Linked DNA regions of Mus musculus: region 2 is linked to region 1. The links are chromatin loops, found by intact Hi-C in ENCODE. Cell type or tissue: gastrocnemius. All regions are shown on one strand. Each heading gives the region's core, and the rest is flanking DNA. Links, peaks and the distances in the headings are about the cores only.

Region 1 (2,804 bases), core at 137-2,636:
TGTGTACACACATGAGTTAAAATCTACATGTGGAAGTCAAAGAACAACTTGGTTAGATTATTTCCTGTCTTAACATGGGCTAAAGTTGAATCCTATGAACACATCTTATTGCCATCCCCCCACTGTTTTTTTTTTGGGGGGGGGGGCGTATCTTGTCTCAGGACTGGCAACATAATAGGACCACAAACAGCAGTGGAGTGAGTTTCAAGTTAGCACTTAGTGCCATTTTGAACATTTCAAAAGTCATTCAATATGTATATTAACGCTTAACTGGGCTTCAGGGTGTAATTGAAAAGTGACCTAATTTAAGTGACTGAACTCAACAGAGTTTTGATGATTCAACTCTAAGAAAAGGTTGGTTTCTACACAAAATTGAGAAATATGAAAAGATAGGGATTATAGCTATTAGTTTGCCTTTGTCTTTATAATGTGCCCCATCTCATTGTATGCTCAAGTCTTTTGGCAGGCAAGGAAGAACATTCAAGTCTAGGACTAACTATGCCACATGTGCAGGTACTCAAATACTCAACTGCTGAGCCAGCTCAGTAGCCCCTATCCCTTTTCTGAGACAGGGCCTATGTAGCACCCAGGTGGACCACTAGCTGGCTGAACCCAAGCATAAGCCTGAGCTGATCTGCAGCTTCTACCTGAGTGGCTGGGATCACATAGAGCTGAATGCTTCTATCCATTTTCTAGTGGGTGTTGGGAATTGAACTGTGAGTCTACCAAGCTACACCCCCCAGCACCAGAACTTTTGATTCTTGAATTAATGTCCTCAGACCACCAAATTTTTGGGACTGTCTTGTGTGATGACTGAGGTCATCAAACCACTGTAGGTGGGACAATAGTTACCCATTGTATTCAAAAGTAATGAAAAACTAATAAAGTGCAGATAGGAAAAAATTAATTTTAGCCAGAAGATACATGAAACATGTCAGCAGATACACGTGTGCCAGTCTGTAAAGCAAGACCACTTTTTGGTTCAGCCCTATTTGTGGTTTGTCATTTCACTCTATTGGTTGGTTGGTTCCAGAATTTAGGAAGTTACTAGTAACTTTGCAAGGCTAGTTCAGGCAGCCCAGACAATAAACATAAAATCAACTTCCTTTCATGCAACAATTCTCTCAACAACTCGATTTCGCAAAGGTTTTCAGGATTTGTTTTTAATACTGCCCCCTTAGCCTCAACTTTGAAAAAGAACTGAAAGTCGCTTACAGGGAGGTCTGGTCCTTGGAACAAATACTATGTTTCTATAACTTGAGAAATAACACCACCGAGCAGCACCTTCTTCACTTTGCTCCAGCGAACGGGGAATAACAACCACAGCTACGGACACAAGGCCTTTAAATCAAATAATCCGAATTCCTGAGTTTTGCATTTTGAGCTCGTTCTCTAGTTTCTTGCCCACTGTGACCTGTTTGTTTTAGCATCAGTCCAAAGCAGAACTTGGCTGACCCAGGCTCTAGACAGAATGAGGCAGGCCTCTGACAACAATATCTACATTTGGGGGTTAATGGAAGGACAGAAAAAGTTCAGGGTTGGTGATCAAGGGCAGGAAAACTAGCTGCTTAGATTGCGAACTGAAGAGGACCTGGAGTGAGCGCTGACCAGAGTCCTGGCTACTCCCAGGCATGTAGCCATTCAGGGGCGAGGTTACAGCGACATTTTTGAGCCGCTAGGTGGTAGCCGTGTGCTTCCAAAACCCGGGTCACCTAACTAGAGAACGCAGCTGGAATCCCTAGAACCGACCTTAGAGTCCCAGAGCGGGGGAAGGGAGAGAGACGCCCCTGAGACTTTGCCATCTCCTACGGCAAAACAGAAGAAGGCGTTACTTAGCGTAGTCATCCCACGGTGGTGGTTGTGGTGGTGGTGCGTGTGTCTGGGAAAAGCCACTATCTTGCGTGGCCTAAGGGTAAGGGTAAACACGACTCCTTTCAGTTGAGTCACCCCACCGGGCGGGCCTCGTCTGTCCTCCCCTTGCTTCCCAACTCTAGTGGATGTGAATATGAACAGCAAATGTGAGCATTCTTTGGGAACCCCGCCTGCTCCATTCGGCCAATATTAGCCTTGTGTCGGAGAGCTCCGACGGCTTCCAGCGCTCACCAGGTCCAGCTTCGTGGGTTCTGCCATGCTGAACGGCCAGTCCCATTGCCGACAGTATTGAGTGCCTCCCCTCCAACCCTGAGCCGCCAGAAGGAGGAGGCAGCGGAGAGGCCGCGGCAGGCAGGCGAGCAGGCAGGGCCGGCTTTGATGTGGGCGCGGCGCACCCAGCCGCGCTGAGCGCCCGTCCGGCCGCGCCCCGAGGGGGGAGCCCCCGGGCCCCGCATCCTCATTGTGCCGGCGCGGGCCCGGACCCGCCCCTGGCCCCCCGCCCCCTCGCCGCCCTCGCGTAGAAAACGCCCCGGCCGCCGCCAGCGGTGGGAGGCGGCGATGCGCACGGCCGGAGAGACACAGAGGAGGAGACATGAGCCGGCGGGCGCCCAGACGGAGCGGCCGTGACGCGTTCGCACTGCAGATGCGCGCCCCAGCCTCGGAGCGCTGACCCCGGCCCCGCTAGCCTCGCGTCCCGGTTGCGGCGCCTCTGCCGCAGCACCCGCCGTGCATGCTGCCCCTGGACTGAACCCGCAGCCCGCGTCTCGCGAACGTCCAGACGGCCCTCCCGTCCGCCCGCTTCAGTCCAGCTTCCCCGCACCGGCCGGGCTCCTCCCGCACCGCGTTCGCCCCACAGCCCCCGCGCCGGCTCGGAGGGCGCAGCGCTCCGGAGGAGCCGCGCGGGGCGCTGATGCCGCAGGGCGCGCCGCGGA
Region 2 (2,804 bases), core at 19-2,518, 51 kb after region 1:
CATTGGCTGGTCTCAAAGGGTTCAACCAATGGCAGCGGTTTTTGTTTTCTTCCATAAATGCTTTCTGCAGAGGACAATACCTGTCACTTCAGGAAACTGTGCAGCTGAGATGTAAATGACAGTGAGTTCACGGCAGAGCTGGGGTTTGAGACTGCTTTCTTCCTGTCACCGTGCATGGCTTTAAGATACATTTAGCCCCAGTACACAGTCTGGGGAGACACTCTAGGTTGGTGGTTGCTGCTAGCTGGGGTACAAGATGGATGTCTGGGTCTAGAGGATGACAGACTCTCCTTCCTCATCACAGTTGTCTGGTTCTCAGAGGAACCTCACAGGACAGCCATGGACAGTTGTGCTGGGTAGAAATGGCGCAAGAGCTTGAAGCCTCTTCCTTTTCAGTGTCAGCTTCATCGTCATCTGTATTCTGGGTGATCCCACAAAAACATGTCGAGTATCCTGTGAGCTTCACCCTGCTAGAAGGTTTCTAGGACACATGGCACTAGAAGGGGGCCTGTCCAGGGAAGGTCTGTCTCTGCAGCCTCCAGTCTGTGGCCTCAGCCCACAGCTGCGCCTGGCCTCCTGCTCTGCCACCCCCTCCCATGAGTCCTTAGGGATTTCTCTGTTCCAAATTGACCCTTCTTTGCTGAGGAAGTTTCTATTCCTCACCCCTAGGTACACCCACTCTGCTGGCGCAGGGTGCTTCTCTGTGGTGGTGTATGTGTGTGCACGGGTAGGGGTGGGGGTGTCTCTCGGATTCCAACTACACAGGATGCTAAGCACAGGCTGTGCCCCATACACAAAGCCCCCGTGAGTCAGCCTGGACTGGATCAGCTGTCCTTCCCAGAGCCCCGCAGTCCTCCTGGCTGTTGCTGCCTGCAAATTCCCGGCGAATGGTACTCTAGAGACCTGCCGGGCCCAGGCTGCGTCATTCCCACCCTCCTTGAGCCCAGGGACCAGCCAGGCAAGGCTCCAGCCCTGGGAACTCCGCCTGCTGCCTTTTCTCCTTCTTCGAAACTCTACTCTGTGATTCAAGGAAACATCCCGGCTTCTGTCGCCTGCTAGGCTAAGCTGACCTTGCACTGGAGGGCAGAAAGCATAGCATGGCTCTAGAGTCCAAGTGCTTCCGATGTTCTGGGAGTTGATGGATCGAGTCCTATGACTCCTGTGGACCTTGGTCTGTACAACTCAAGCAGAACAGGAGGGTGGAGAGGGTGAGGGTCTACTAGAGAAAAGGAGAGTAAGTACTGCCTTTGGAGCCTTCATGACTTCCTCCCTAGTTAACATGGTTTGTTCCTTCGTGAAGAGTTCTCTAGAGTTTCCAGTGGTCCAGACTCAAACTTTGTACTGTCTCTCTATGTACACAGATCACCACTCCTGGATTCCGTTGTTGTGGCCCTGGATCGGAACTCAGCTCTCGCCCTCGGAAAGCCCTTCTGGAAGAGTTAATCTACTGTGGTCCCTTTTCGACCCTCCCCCCCAAGGCAGAAAGCTTCTGCACCACCACTGGGAGGGGCTCTACCACTAGAGGGCGCACATCCCCAACCTGACTAAAATAACAAAGCAGCTTACCCCAGGTGCATGCAAGAACAGCCTTTATTGCGTACTTTTATGCTCTGTGCGCTGAACTAATTCCTTCCATACCTCTGGGACATCATAGTACTGTGTCCCCTCTCAACACTGAGCTCCAGAGGAGCAGCAATGACTCACCAAGGCCACCGAGTTTCCAGTGACGACGACGATGGGACCATGATCAGCCAAGATAGCTGAAAGCCCAGGCTTGGATGGTTTGGAGGACAGATGTTTATATTCCTATAATCTCTATCATTTTCTCTGTCAAGTGTCCCAACTAAGATCTCCACTTTCCCTCTGAGCAGTGCACTATCCCAGAGGAGCTTCCACGATTGCGTGGCACCGAGTCTGGCTTGGGGAGTTGATGTGGGACAAAGGTCCTAATTCTCAGGAGCTTCTCCTTTGACAGGAGCGCCTTGCTCCTTCACAGAGGTCCATTCTCTGGATTTTCTAGCTTCTCCCATGAGCTGGGGATGATTATCTGGAGCTGCCGTGTCTCCGACTCCCTGCAGTAAGAGGATGTCATTGGGTGGTCCCAGTTGATGCTGCATACAAGCATTCAGTAGGACCAATGCTGAGCAAGTTCACACCAATGTCTTCAAAGGATCCCGAGAAGTGCATGTTTGTGCTTTTAAATAGAAGTGTAGAGAGGATGAGCGGGTGTCTCCCAGGGTGCCCAAGTCAGTGGTGCTAAGTCCGAGCTTAGCCGGACCCTGCTCAAACAGGTGTTTCCTCATGAAGCCTCTGGTGCAGACTGAGATTGATCCCACCACACATTTAGTATTTACGTCTGCTTGTAGGTCTTATGTTGTCTTTGTCTTGCTTTGTTCAGTGGACATCATGAAGCCTGGTGTGATCAGAGGCTTAAAAAGTGTTCTGTTGGAATCTTTCTTGGGACTACAATAAAGGAGTTTTAGTTATTCCGTTAGAGGAGAGGAAGGAAAAGAAAAGAAGAAAGCCCTTAGAGGAAACAGCAGGTGTATGAGTTTCTGCTGCTGCTTTGTGGGGTCCAGCCTCAGCAGACACCGCAGGAGAAGGACCGCCAAGCAGAGCCTAGCCTTGGGGCCCTTCTAGGACACTGGACATCTGAACGAGGCCTCTCAGGGACTGTCAGTAAGCTGCTGTTTGGTTGGTGCTCAGGCCGATTTTTAGCTCCTTTCTCTGGGAAGAAGGAAACCAAGTTTCTGTGAGCTTGGCACAGTTCCCTACAATTCTGTCTTGAGCAGAAAGGAAGGACA

The links. A loop is a pair of places that touch in the nucleus more often than their neighbours do. Peaks named below come from ENCODE experiments on the same cell type or tissue, not always from the same donor. Only the 100,000 strongest peaks of a DNase experiment are listed, where the experiment ranks them.
Region 2: it touches region 1 in a loop (2.4-fold over the local background); 5 of 42 quality-filtered maps call a loop at or near these places.

What each region holds. Positions count from the first base shown.
Region 1 is chr11:33,147,434-33,150,237 of GRCm38, reverse strand. No RefSeq gene overlaps it. Among named protein-coding and RNA genes, the nearest start is that of Fgf18, 1.4 kb to the right of the region's middle. RefSeq lists an enhancer at 2,233-2,263 and promoters at 2,078-2,804, 1-2,804. In gastrocnemius, for the core only: a CTCF peak has its summit at 1,671; DNase peaks (open chromatin) are centred at 1,710, 2,176 and 2,613; H3K4me3 peaks cover 974 bases; H3K27ac peaks cover 687 bases.
Region 2 is chr11:33,096,756-33,099,559 of GRCm38, reverse strand. No RefSeq gene overlaps it. Among named protein-coding and RNA genes, the nearest start is that of Fgf18, 49 kb to the left of the region's middle. In gastrocnemius, for the core only: a CTCF peak has its summit at 1,518 (motif pointing right); a DNase peak (open chromatin) is centred at 1,520; H3K27ac peaks cover 999 bases.